Linked DNA regions of Homo sapiens: regions 1 and 3 are each linked to region 2. A link is a contact called in ENCODE Hi-C data. All regions are on one chromosome and are shown on one strand. Each heading gives the region's core, a stretch centred on a gene start or an enhancer-like site at or near the end of the contact. The rest is flanking DNA. Distances are from core to core; before and after follow the strand shown. Region 1 holds the start of RANBP9 (RAN binding protein 9). Region 2 holds the start of ATXN1 (ataxin 1). Region 3 holds the start of HIVEP1 (HIVEP zinc finger 1).

The links. Hi-C counts contacts between places; a loop is a spot of excess contacts on that map. Pooled maps may share reads with other maps.
Region 1: a loop to region 2 is called in a map of CD8-positive, alpha-beta T cell, with 7 times the contacts of the local background. The contact joins the promoter of RANBP9 here to the promoter of ATXN1 in region 2. A Hi-C loop is called at or near these places in 2 of 168 maps with a recorded cell type or tissue (CD8-positive, alpha-beta T cell and naive thymus-derived CD4-positive, alpha-beta T cell) and 7 of 50 pooled maps.
Region 3: a map of CD4-positive, alpha-beta memory T cell shows a loop between it and region 2 (32-fold over the local background). The contact joins the promoter of HIVEP1 here to the promoter of ATXN1 in region 2. A Hi-C loop is called at or near these places in 2 of 168 maps with a recorded cell type or tissue (CD4-positive, alpha-beta memory T cell and naive thymus-derived CD4-positive, alpha-beta T cell) and 9 of 50 pooled maps.

What each region holds. Positions count from the first base shown.
Region 1 is chr6:13,709,939-13,714,170 of GRCh38, reverse strand. RANBP9 (RAN binding protein 9) reads left to right here and starts at 2,336. Exons shown (of 14, transcript NM_005493.3): 1 at 2,336-3,236. The coding sequence starts at 2,666. It overlaps LOC124901264 (a long non-coding RNA gene), which reads left to right and starts at 1,417. Exons shown (of 2, transcript XR_007059462.1): 1 at 1,417-1,488; 2 at 1,630-1,819. RefSeq lists silencers at 1,832-2,601, 2,762-2,881, 2,962-3,011, 3,272-3,391.
Region 2 is chr6:16,758,257-16,762,709 of GRCh38, reverse strand. ATXN1 (ataxin 1) reads left to right here and starts at 1,250. Exons shown (of 8, transcript NM_001128164.2): 1 at 1,250-1,412. It overlaps ATXN1-AS1 (ATXN1 antisense RNA 1), which reads right to left and starts at 1,572. Exons shown (of 3, transcript NR_136240.1): 1 at 1,544-1,572; 2 at 431-591; 3 at 1-358. RefSeq lists an enhancer at 1-796 and silencers at 797-1,116, 934-1,149, 1,157-1,316, 1,793-1,922, 1,993-2,472 and 1 more.
Region 3 is chr6:12,010,152-12,014,203 of GRCh38, reverse strand. HIVEP1 (HIVEP zinc finger 1) reads right to left here and starts at 1,892. Exons shown (of 9, transcript NM_002114.4): 1 at 1,638-1,892. RefSeq lists silencers at 1,738-1,877, 2,058-2,967 and an enhancer at 3,297-3,841.

The DNA.
Region 1 (4,232 bases), core at 1,087-3,586, 3.0 Mb after region 2:
CCTCTTTTGGCACTTCCACTGCCCAGAAGGGATACCTTAAAAAAAAATGGCACGAATGTGCTATATGTGCTCCTGTAGCATAACTCCACTGAGTGGGGTATGTGATTAGAATTTCACATGTGACTAGAATTTCTTCTAGTCTCTTCCGGTTGGGCATTTGATTTGCTTCTATATTTAATCTACCATTAATACTTCTTGTGGAACATTTTTCAGCCTAAAGTATTTTCATATTTAGATTGTGTTGTTTGGCTTTTTGATAGATAAGTCAAAAGGTATGAACTCCTTTATGTCTCCTTATAAATATAACCAAGTATGTAGCTTTCCAAAAGGACGTTATCAATGTTCTCTATCTCCTTCTATATGAGAAAGTACTCATTTCACAGCATCCTCCCCCACAACTGAAATCATTAATTTCTTGATGGAGAACCACCAGTCCCCCTTATAAAATGCTTCCAACAAAATGTTAGACAATTCTATTCCTTCAGCTGTTCCTAAGATACGGAAAGTTCTAGATAGTTCCTAAGTGTGCTGACAGAAAAAAAGTACATCTTCAAAAGTGTTTCAAGAAAGTTTAATGACGTCTGGAGCCCATTTATTCTAACATGGCTATCGTACATTTAAATAGAGCTTGGCTTACATTGAACTCATTGTTACTGTAATATAAATGAAAGTGTTAGAACACTGTAAATACAGTGACATCATGTGATTCAAAGTGCAGTGGTTTAAAAAAAGTCATCAAACAACAGGTTAAAATTAATGGATATTTCTATCAAACTACAACAGAGGCCAGGCATGGTGGCTCACGCCTGTAATCCCAGCACTTTGGGAGGCTGAGGCGGGTAGATCACTTGAGGTCGGGAGTTCGAGACCAGCCTGGCCAACATGGTGAAACCCCGTCTCCACTACAAGTACAAAAATTAGCTGGGTGTGAGCACATGCCTGTAGTCCCAGCTACTTGGGAGGCTGAGGCAGGAGAATCGCTTGAACCCGGGAGGCGGAAGTTGTAGTGAGCTGAGACCACACAACTGCACTCCAGCCTGGGCGACAAAACAATAATAATAATAATAATAAAAGTACAACAGAACATCTAGTTGTCTGGGTAACTGAGGGAGAAATTAGGCCGAATGACTCTGTTATTTGTTCTGGCCAGATAATCTTGGCCTTAAATTAAATCACCTTTGGCCTACCTTCTTCAAAACGAAATAATTTTCTCTTCGGCAAAACATTTCTTATTTGACCAAATGATTACCATCATATCTTTGGAAGCAAACAAAATATCAGAATTTACATCACACAATTTACATATGCAAAGCCTGATTTTGCCAGCTAGGGAGGGATAAGCTAAACAAAGGGAAGTGGTGAAAACAAAGTAGTAATGTTATGATGGGTCAGAGAGCAACACTTGGCAAGTTGTGCCAAATTAGTCGACGAAGCATTCTATTGGGAATTGCAAAGTAGGAAGTCCTATTTTTGACTCTGCTGATCTCGGTAAATATTTCCTTGTTTTAAAAATGGGCATAATTTTCTGTTACCTAAGAACCCTGTTATGAAAATTAACGAGTCTATAAAATGTTCTGACGTCTCTAGAAGCCCTTCCTAAACACACACTATAATCTTGTATTCATACAGTGCCTGCTCCTGCTTTTTGAAGATATGCCGGTCTTTATTAATGACATCTTCTACCACTGTTAAGTTCACTGTGAGTCCTCGTAAAATTAATTAATGAAACAGTCACTATTCTAAGTGGGAGACTGCCTTCAGAAGTGGTTTCTACTGCCCATATGGTCAATGCTACGGAATTAAACACTGAAGTACCAAAGGCAATGCGTTCCTCTTTGGAGGGAGGCGGCAAACGGGAACGGGACTGAGGCGAGAGCTAGCAGCACTGCGCGGGGAGCCTGAGCCGCTCCGCACGCCCCGGGCCGACGGGTCCTAGAGCGCCCCGGGGCCTGGGCTCGCGGCGGCCCCAGCGGGGCTCGATTACTCTCGCCTGGACGAGAAGCGGCGCCTCGGCTCCGAGGAGCCCTACGGTGGGGAGGTGGGGCGACGACAACAAAAAGAAGTCAAGTGGGAGGGGATTCGCCGGCGAGGGGGGCGACGGCGGCCGCCAAGGGAGAGGAGGCGGACACCTCCGAAGGGACCTGCGGCGCCGGGAGCCCAGCGATCCTGCCCACGAGCGACTGGCGGGCCCGGGAGGACGCCTCGCGGCGCACAGCCGGGAGCCCCGCGGCCCGCCCCCTCGCACCGCTCGCGCCTCTCTCGCGCCTCCGTCCCGCCCCCTCGCCTAGCGCCGCCCGCGCGCAGCGTCTCGCGCCGGCCCGGCCCGCCCGCCGGGAAACAGCCGCGAGAGCAGCGGCCGCGGCGGCCGCCAGCGCGCCTTCCCCTCCCGCGCTCCCGCGTCGCCCCCGCCCTCGGCGCCTCGTCCCCGGGCCGCGCGCCCGCGCTCCGGCCAACGTTCTCTCCCGGCCTCCCGGGCCCGCCGCCTACTCCCGCGTCTCCGAGCTCCTCAACCGCCGCGGTCTCCCTGGGCGCGCGGCCCGCCGCCTGCTTCCGGGGCGGGCGGACTGGGCGCCTGGTGCCGGCGGCCGCAGCGACAGCGCCCCCGGGAAGCAGAGGAGGAAGGAGAGAAGAGGTGGAGGTGGCCGCAGGCTGAGTCGCGGCCGGGATGTCCGGGCAGCCGCCGCCGCCGCCGCCGCAGCAGCAGCAACAGCAGCAGCAGCTGTCGCCGCCACCGCCGGCGGCCTTGGCCCCAGTCTCCGGAGTCGTCCTGCCGGCGCCCCCGGCCGTCAGCGCCGGCTCTTCTCCGGCCGGCTCGCCCGGCGGCGGTGCGGGCGGCGAAGGCTTAGGGGCCGCGGCGGCCGCCCTGCTCCTCCACCCTCCGCCGCCGCCGCCCCCGGCCACCGCGGCCCCGCCGCCCCCGCCGCCGCCCCCGCCTCCCCCTGCCTCAGCGGCTGCCCCCGCCAGCGGGCCGCCCGCTCCCCCGGGCCTTGCAGCGGGCCCCGGCCCGGCTGGAGGAGCCCCGACCCCAGCTCTGGTGGCGGGCAGCAGCGCCGCGGCCCCCTTCCCTCACGGGGACTCGGCCCTGAACGAGCAGGAGAAGGAGTTGCAGCGGCGGCTGAAGCGTCTCTACCCGGCCGTGGACGAACAAGAGACGCCGCTGCCTCGGTCCTGGAGCCCGAAGGACAAGTTCAGCTACATCGGCCTCTCTCAGAACAACCTGCGGGTGCACTACAAAGGTACTGGGCGTGTGTCCTGCGGTGGGAGTGGGGCACTGACCCGACGTGGCCGGCCGCCGCTGCGCCGCTCTCGACCCGCCCCCGACCCCCGCCCTCGCGGGCTCTGCCCTCGGAGGCCACTCGCCGCCTGTTGTGCTGCTCCGGGTGGGCGCGGGGGTCGCGGTGAAGGGTCCGAGGGTGAGGGGCGAGATTCTTGGAAAAGGAAGGTGAGTAGAATGCCCCAGGGTAGAAAGGAGCTGGTAATCCTAGACCAGGAGCAGGACACCTTGAGGGAATCCGGGATGACAGGACAGAACTGGCTTTCTGATTTCCCTGGGAGATAAATCTTGGGGCTTGGGTAGAGGAATCCATGGACTCGGAGTTGGGTTACATTGTTCTCCAGGTGGTGGGTCAGGCGTTCTCCTCTTACAAGGGGGGAAGAGAGGCACGATTCTGAGGTATGATTTCTAATTAAGAGAGAGCAGGGATACACAGGGGGAGGAGTAATCAAAATTAGGCCAGAGATTGTCTAGGGGGACAAAAGGACAAGGGGCCCAAGTTTGCCATCAATATATTTTAGTAAAAGCAACCGGGAGGGTAAGAGAAGGGAACCCCAGGAACACCCTTTTTCTTAGGGGAGCAGAAACCTACCCCTCCCGATTGGAAGTGCCCTATACAGGTCCTTAGGTGTTGATATCACATGAAGTCTTGTTGAAAACGAAGATGGAACAAAATGCAGCTTAGTATTTTGAAGAAAATTGGCTTATGTTTTGCACTTGCAGTTAAAAACAACAACCTTAGGCTTGTGCTTGCCCCTTTCCTCCCTCACCTACCTCTCCTAGGTTAAAACAAAGCTGGAAGCAAATCAGTTGTATATAAAATTATGAATTGCTATGGGAACTATTGAAATGTAGCCCAATTTAATAGCATGTATCAAGTTTACTTGTGTGGAAGAAAAAAAAATCAACCTAACGTATCAGTCTTGTCTGGAAACAAATCCAGGGTTTTAGGCCCCAA
Region 2 (4,453 bases), core at 1-2,500:
CCGCACTGAGCGCCCTTAGTCTGGAGGCGCCTCCTAGTCCTCCAGGTGCCACACCTGTTGGCAAGGTGCACCCATCCGAAGAAGATTCCTTCGCGTGGAGGTCACACCTGGCGGCGAGACAGGCGGAGGGGCGGGGTGGTGGGAGTCGGAGACCGCACTGAAACCCTGAGTCCAGATTTAAGTTCCTCGTCGATTCTCGAGAACTGCCATTTGATGCTCCGGTTGCTTTCTCTGTCTCCTACACTGGTTACCTCATTTCCGATTAAATTAATGATCCGAAATTAGCTGCGAGAGGAGTGCGCGGGTCTCCTTTCCAGGCTAGAGCGGAGTAGTTCCATATCAAAGCCGATTTCCGGACCTGCGTGCGAAGAGAGAAAGAGGGCAGGGTCGGGCGGTCGCCAGCGTTCGCCGGCAGGAAAGGTGAGGGTACCTGTGCAGTCGGGGGACCCCTTGAAACTTTCCGGAGTTGCACGCAGAGGCAATCCCCGCGGCCCCCAGGCCTGGGTTCCGGAACGCCGAAGCGACGCCGGTTTGTGGCTTAACGTGCAGCTGATGATCAGAGTGAGCCCTCTCAGATGCTGCTCCGAGCGCCTGGGACCAAGGACACGTCGGGATTAGAATGGGCCGACCTCCCCTCCCCGCTGGGGTGTTGCATCGGCTCCCAGCTGAAGCCTGACAGCCCTTGGGGGAGTCCCCCAGGTTGCCTGAGTAGCGCCCCGTTGTCGTTCAGTCCCCTCCAACTAGGTGCAGGGACCCAGGGAGGCGCGCGAGGACCGACCCGTCACCGCTCAAATTACCTCATCGCCCAGCTCCCCGCCCCCTTCCCAAACCTGGAAGGAACCTTGCCCTCCGGTCCGCGTCTCCCCTCCCCCGCACCCCATCCCGAGCCACTCTTTGGGAAAGGTGCCCGCCTCCCCGGGCGGCGCGCAGCGAAGGGTTAAGGGCGCGGGCCGGCCGCCGCGCGGTGCGCTCGCCGTGCTCTGTGCGGCTCGCCGGGCCGCCCGCCAGAGGGTGCCCCCCACCCCCATGAAGTCGGATCCTTGAGCTGCGGCGGCGGCAGCCAACTGCTCCATATTTGGCTTCTATTACACATTTACATACTGGAGCGAGCGAGCGAGCGAGCGCGAGAGAGCGCGAGGGAGGGAGGGAGGGCGGGCGGGCGGAGGGAGGAGGGAGGGGAGGGGAGCGGGAGGAGGGGGAGGAGGAGGAGGAGGAGGAGGAGGAGAGAGCAGAGTATACCGCAGACATCATTTCTACTACAGTGGCGGAGCCGTACAGGACCTGTTTCACTGCAGGGGGATCCAAAACAAGCCCCGTGGAGCAGCAGCCAGAGCAACAGCAGCCGCAAGACATTGTTTCTCTCCCTCTGCCCCCCCTTCCCCACGCAACCCCAGATCCATTTACACTTTACAGTAAGTGACTATTTTTTTTTCCTCCTCCGATTCTTTCCCCCCTCCCCCATTCCCTTCTCCCCTTATTTAGATTAAAATCCCTCCTCCCCCGATCTCCCGAGAGGGGCAAAAGCAACAACCAGCAAACAAACCCAAAACCCCAATCGGCTGCACGGAAAACAGCTGGAAGAGGAGCGAAGGAAATCGACGCGTCGTGTTCTGTGTGTGTGCGTGTGTGTGTGTGTGTGTGTGTATGTGTGTACATACAACCGTCCCCGGCTCCAGGCTCCCGGGCCGACACCCCCACTCTGGGCGCAGGGGCGGCCGGCGGGGGGGCTGTCAGGGGCTGGGTGGGCGCCCGCCGGGCTAGGGGGCGCGCCCGGGCGGGGGGCGCGGGCGGGGAGAGCGGCGGCGGCGCCCCGCTCCCCCGGCTGCTGGTCCGGTCGCAAGTGCGGAGAGCCATGTCCTCCTCCCTCCGGGTGGCGCAGGGGGGAGGCGGCGGCTGGGGTTGGGGGGTGGTCCCTTTCCCGGCCGCCCTCTTCCCATTCCTCCTCCCCGGAGAGGGCGGTGAGAGAGAGGGGGTCTCACGGAGGGCTGGACTTCTCCGCGGGTGGTCGCCCGGCCTCGGCGCCCTGGGGCGGGGGTCTCCCCTCGGAGGGCCGGCCTCGCCGGGTGTGCGGCTGCGGGCGGGGAAGGGACTGCTCCTGCAGCCGGGACGGGACTTTGCGCGCGGCCGGGTGCCGGGCGGGGGGCGCAGAGGGGTGGCCTCGGGGACCGCGCGGGGGTAGCGGGTGTGCGGGTGCCTGGAGCGCGGCTGGAGTGGCGGTGACGGCCCTGGCCGCCGCCGCCACCGCCGCCCTGTTGGTGCGGCCGCTTCCTGATCATGTGCAGCGGCAGCCGCCGCCCGGAGCCGGGAGCCCGCGAGCGCCCCAGTCCGGGCCGGCGCCCCCGCCAGCACCCGCGGCAGGAGACGAGGAGCCGCGGCAGGCGCTGCCCTGAGCCGGGAGTGAACGGCTGCGCGGCTGCTGGGAGGGTGAATGAAGCCAGGAGGAGGGGAAGGAGGAGGAGGCGGCGGCCGCCGCGGAGGAGGCGCTGCGGGGATTGGGATGCGCCCTGGAGCCCCACTGCTCGTTCACTCTGGGCCGGGCCGGAGACTCTGCCACTCCCGGGGGCGCCGCCGCCTCCTCCTACGTGGTTCCAGTGCTGCGCGCAGGCCGGTCCCGCAGGGGGCAGGGAAGGGGGCCGGACGGGCGGAGCGAGAGGTGAGGCGGTGTCGGAGCGCGGCGTGAGTGTGAGTGAGTGTGTGAGTGACTGTGTGTGTGTATTTGTGCGCGCGCGCGCCGGGCGGGGGGCGAGGGCCGTCGCGACGCGGAGGGGGCCCTTCCTTGGCTACTTGGCTGACTCTGCAGCGCCCCGACCCCTCTTCAGCCCCCCGCCTTCAGGCTGCCTTCTTAAACTCCGTGGCTTGTGCTTTCATTTTGTTTCAGACCACGTAGGGGGCTGACTGAAAGGGATGAAACAATTCAGGTTTTCTAGGGAGATTGAGCAAGAACCTTAGTGGGGGTGGAAGTAGGGTGGTGATCGAGACTCTGCCAGAAAACAAAACAAAACAAAAAAAAATCCGTTTCTAAGGACGGCGGGGATTCGGTTCGAGCCCGTGGCTGCTCTGTTTTGTTTTGCTTTCTTGGTATATAATCCTACAGATAAAAGGGTAATATAAATATTTGAGAAGAGGGAAATTGCTGAAGAGTAGTAAGGGCAAAAAAAAAAAAAAAAAAAAAAAAAAAACAGTCGGAAGAAGCTGGTTATATAATGCGCGATGTGGCTAACAAGAAAGGCAAGCTATTTTTATTTTGTTTACCGTATGCTGTGCAGTAGGGACTCCTCCAAACTGGTTCTGTCCCCGAAGAGATTCTTAGCTTCCCTGCGAGATCCACAGGATACAATTAGCAAAATTAGAAGACCCTATTACACCCACAGAATAAAAACTAATGCCTTACAGTGGCTTTCTCCCTGCACATCCTGTCGTGCATGCACGGGAATGTGTGTATGCAAATAAGTTCTCCTTTGGCAATCTAGTAGTCACATCTCAATGACATTTGTGTTTTATAATGCAGGCTGTTTTTAATATTTAAACATCATTGTTATATATTGCACACAGCAGTGGGTAGTTACTTGGTTATTTTTAGGCACAGCTAGTTACTTTTTCAACAGTGTTAGCTGAGACATTTCTGTTTGGGTTTTTTAGGAGGCTGCAGTTCCTAGAAGCCCCCCTTAAGCCCACCCTTCGGTTTATTTGATGGGTAAAGGTAGTTTGATACTTGAGCTTTTTTTGGAGTGAAGCTTATGTCTGAGGAAACCACCAGAGAGAAGAGAAAATCCTGCACAGGAACTCTTGGAAAGGGATTGCACCATAACGGCTAGCGCTGTGGCATTTAATCTCCTCTGATTGCCCTCTCACTGTGCATGCATCAGTCAATATTTTAGCAGCTCCGCAAATAAATGGACTTGAATGCCATCTTCTACATAAAGCAGAGGTTGAAGGGCTCCCCTGAACCTCCTGGCTGCCTGTCAGTGGTGTAGGTTTTCGGTGCACTTACTCCAGTCCTGATCACTCATGTAATTAGATCAGGCTGCCATGGCAACAGACAGTGTTCCTCGTCCATTCAGGTGGGTTTGTCTTGTGCCTGAACTACTCCAAGTGTTTTATGCACAGCATTTATGCTGCCCAAGCCAGACGAGAGACTCCACTATTTCAATTGCATCTTCTTTCAGTCATTTGGATGGGAGACACTGAATGAGGCTTCTAGCTACTCAACTTTTATAAAGGAGACCAACAAGCTGTTCTTCCTAGGTGCAGTATGTAAATGCATCTCCCCAGACAGTGAAAGGAGCCTGACAATCCTGCTGGTGTTTATTGTGAACAGATCAACAAGTATTTGGTACTTGTTAGAAACCTTTCAGAGCTCACTAAAGCAACATTTCTTTTGCAGTCTGGTGCCTTTGGCCTTGCAGTCAGTCACTTAACCCTTTCAAGTGTGAAGAGCGTTCATCATTTGGAA
Region 3 (4,052 bases), core at 643-3,142, 4.7 Mb after region 2:
GCCAGGCTTTACCCCTTACTGTGTGGCCTTGTTCAGGTTACTTAACCTCTCTGAAGATCAGATTTCCCAACTGTAAAATTAGGAAATATTATCCACATCAGAAGGTTGTTATAAGGACTAAACTAAACATTGTAGACGCTTTGCCTGTCACACAAAAACGCTGAACTATTAATTCTCCTTAAGAAAGCCTATATGGGAAGGAATGTGTCTAACATCCCAGTATAAGGTTTTAGAAATTTATGGTTTCATTACAGCAAAGAAACAGAAGGTAAAGAAGGCCACGATTAACTTCAGTATTTTATCCCTGATCTGGCTGTATGTCAGCTCAGCACAAAATTATTTGCAATTTTTAACTACATGGTAAAATAATACAAAAAAAAATGATGGTCTAAGTATTTCATCTAGCATTGTGCTAAGTGATCTATAAAAGATAGGGTTTCTCAGCTCCTTGCTCTAAAGAAACATCCACTATCTAATTCAGGAAGGTTCTGATTCAATAAAGAATTGAGACACAGCTGAACCAAATAAATTGCATGAATGCTTAACTACGTTCGTTGTTAAACTTAAAGCTTTTAAATGGTAACGATATTTGGAAGTTTTTAAAGCGTGAACTCTGACTGTAATCCAATCATGTGATCCCATGGGATCCGGAGCATAAATGTAAAATATGCACATTCCCTGTCCGTAAAGGCTTTCTGCTACCCCGTTCATTGCCTACCCACTGTCCCTAGCTGTCCATCCCATATTTAAATCCTTGTGGGGGGAAGTGGGTATTTCCAAAGACAGCAGCATTGTAGCGACTAGGACGAGTGATAAACCGTTCCTTTACGGGAAAGAAATAAATACTACATGGAGCAAAAACATGACACGATCAAAAAGCGTAAAGACAGTTGCAAGGAGAAAAAACATGAATGAATGTGGAGGGCGGAGCCTGGGAAAACCCCTCTGCAACGCTGCACTGAACAAAGCGCTTCGCATGCCAGGAGGAGGGGGGGAATGGAAGTGCCAGCTCAGGAAGGAGCCTGGAGTGGATGCAGAGAGCTGAGGAGGAGGAGGACGAGATGAGGCGAGCGCGGCAGCCCTGAGACTCCTCCTCGCCGCCTGCTCCGCCGCCGCCCCCTCCCCTCTCCAGCCAGCAACTCCTTCCCGAGCCCGACCCCAAGGCGAGCCCGAGCCGACCCGCACCCCAACCCACCGCCCCCTTCCCAACTGCAGCTGGCGCGCACTCCCAACCCGGAAAGAAACTACCCAGGTGGCCGGGAGTAAACAGGCACTTAGAGCAAAGAACGAAAGGGAAAGAAACCCACAAAGCCGGGAGGTTGGGATGCCGAGGCCTGGTCTCTTTCACCCCCCACCCTCTTGCAAAATGCGTCTGCGGCTGGAAGGCGGCTGGGGAGGCTGGGTCCCTCTGTACCTGCTCGGCTCGCGCGCGGCGAGGGCGCCCAGAAGTGCCAAGGGTCTCCCGCACGCAGCCATCCCCTCTGCAAGGTCGGCGGTTGCACACACACGCACACACACACACACACGCGCGCCCGCACGCCCCCCGCCCGCCGAAGGGATGTGCTCCTGCCCCCCCCCCCCTCCGCCCCGCCGCCCTCCCCAGCTGCAGCGCCCCCGCCGCGGAGCCCGCGCCGAACCTGCTGCCAGGACGCCCGGCGGAGCCGCTGCCGCTGCAGCCGGCCCTGGAGCTGCGCTGCTGATGGCGGCGGCCGCGGCTCGGGATCTCCGCGACCCCCGCGCGGCGGCGGCGGCGGCGCCTGGGATCCCTCCTTCACTTGACAACCCCAAACACAAACATAACCTCCTCCGGCGGCCGCCGCTCCCCGGTCCCCCGCTCCGTCCGCCACCCTGCCGCCGCCCAGCAGCCGCCACGCTGAAGGCCGGCGACTGGCGCTCACACCACCCAGCACTGAAATATTAAACAGGGGAGCGGGCCGGGGGGCGGGGGGGGGAGCGCGGGGCGCGCGGGCGGGGGCCGCAGCCGCCGGGCGGAGGAGGCGGCGAAGCTCGCCGGCGCCCGGAGCCACGGCATGATCGCGGCCGCCAGGGAGCCGGGCAGCCGGGCTGGGGGGCGCGCGCCGCGGCGGGGCGGGCGGACAGACCCTGGGGCCGCGGGGCCCGGGGCGGGAAGGACGGGCGCGGGCTTTACCTCTCCCCCGGGGCAGAGTAGGGCACGTTTAGCGTCTTTGGGGCCGGCGGGAGGAACGCGGGCCGGGCGGCGCGGGGGAGGCAGGGCGAAGGTCGGAGGCTTTCCCGCGGGTGGGCGGGGCGGCAGGGGATCCCCGGGGGCGGGAGGAGGGGAGGCCGCGGGCGGCGACGCGTGGGCGGGGGAGGGGGCGTCCCCGCGGGGGCTGGGGTTGAGGCCGGGGCGAGGGGCGCGGGACGCCCAGGCGCCGGGGCCCAGCTGGGCCGGCGCGGCCGCCAGCTCTGACCGGGTGTAGGGACTGGATGGGCGCCCGGCCCGGCACGAACCCGGAGCCAGTGCCCCGGGTCTCCCCGGCGGGGCGGGCCCCAGACCGCGCCGGCCCCGCCACCTACCCGCCGCTTCGCCCCTCCCCGCCCCGCCCGGCCGAGCCGCCGCAGGGACGGGAGGGGGACGCGGGAGGAGGTGGCAGCGCAGCCCGGGGGGGAGGGGCGGGGTTAGGGACGCGGGGGGCGGGAGCCCTGGGTCGCGACGCCTGGGGAACCAGCACACGGCGGGGGCGGAGGGGCGGGCCCGGCCAGTCACGCGGCCCCGGGAAGGCCTGGCGGGGTCGCTCAGTTGGGGGCGGTTGGTCCGGGAAGAGGGACGGGACGGGCGGGGCCGTAGTTTCTCTTTACCGTCTCTTTACTTTCTACAGCAGGATGTGGGCCGGCCGCTGACGTCATGGGGTCTCCCGGCCCCGCCCCTCGCCCGGGCAGAATGGGGGAGGGGGAGGCGGGGGGGGGGGGGGACCCCAAGGGGGTTTCCTCAGCAACGCGTAGAAGGAAGGGGAAAGTCATTGTGAAACTTAAAACTCATTAACTTTGAAAAACAACTTTTAAAAAAACGGAGGGGGCAGGGTGTTGGTTTGGAGAGTGGAAGGGGACATGTTAACCCTGAACTGAAACCACTTTTTGGTGGCGGATGTTCTATTAAAAGAGCGAGGAAAGCCAAGGTTATTCCAGAGGCCGCTCCAAAGCCCCGCTGGTGCTTCCCAGTGCCGAAGCTGCGAGCGCAATTAACCCCTGCCTGCCAGCCTGACAGCTTATAGGGCCAACCCGGGAGGGGACTTCGGGGACAGAAAAGGGGGGTGCGGGGCTGGTCGTCGGACCGGGCTCCAGGGAAGAGGGGAGAGCGTGAAAGGGGAAGAGGGAGTAATTAGCATGAACCAAGGTGTGACCCCGGCTGCTAGAAAGCAGTAGAGAAAGCAAGGAGTGGAAATCCATGGCAAAGCAGTGAAGAGGGGCTGGACCAGGGTAACGAAGGTTTTCAGGGTTAGACCTAAAGAACGTTCGCAGTTTGGGGCACAGAAATTCCACAGGTCCACCTCAAGAAGCAAAAGTGGCTGGTTTAACGGGCCACCTCAAACTTGAGAGGAATAAGGTGAAACAAAATTGATGCAAAAAAAAAAAAATCCCTGATGAAACTAAACTGGTTTCCCCTTTTAAGGAATAAAAATGCTAAACGACCATACAACCACTAAGACAGCTGGCCATCTGTGCAAACTTGAATTGTTTTGTTCCCTTGGGCTTCCATAACGACGTCTAGGTTTTTCCTGCTGGAGTTGACCCCTAAAATTCCCCTGAGGAAATCGTACCTCTGGCTCATTTGAGCTAAGAAAAGCTCAAACCACCAGAATGGGAATGATTAAAAATGGAATACTCAGTAATGGCGAGTGTGTAGCCAAAAATAATATCATGTAAAGGGAGAAATATGCCTACTACAAAGTAAATTTGGTTATAAAAGCAAAGATCATCCAACTGTGTACATGTACAATTATGTCTAGCATACTAATGCTAACCCTACGATGAAATAATGCAATTTTTATTTTCATTGTGCTATAACCATCTCTCATTTGTGAAATGAAATG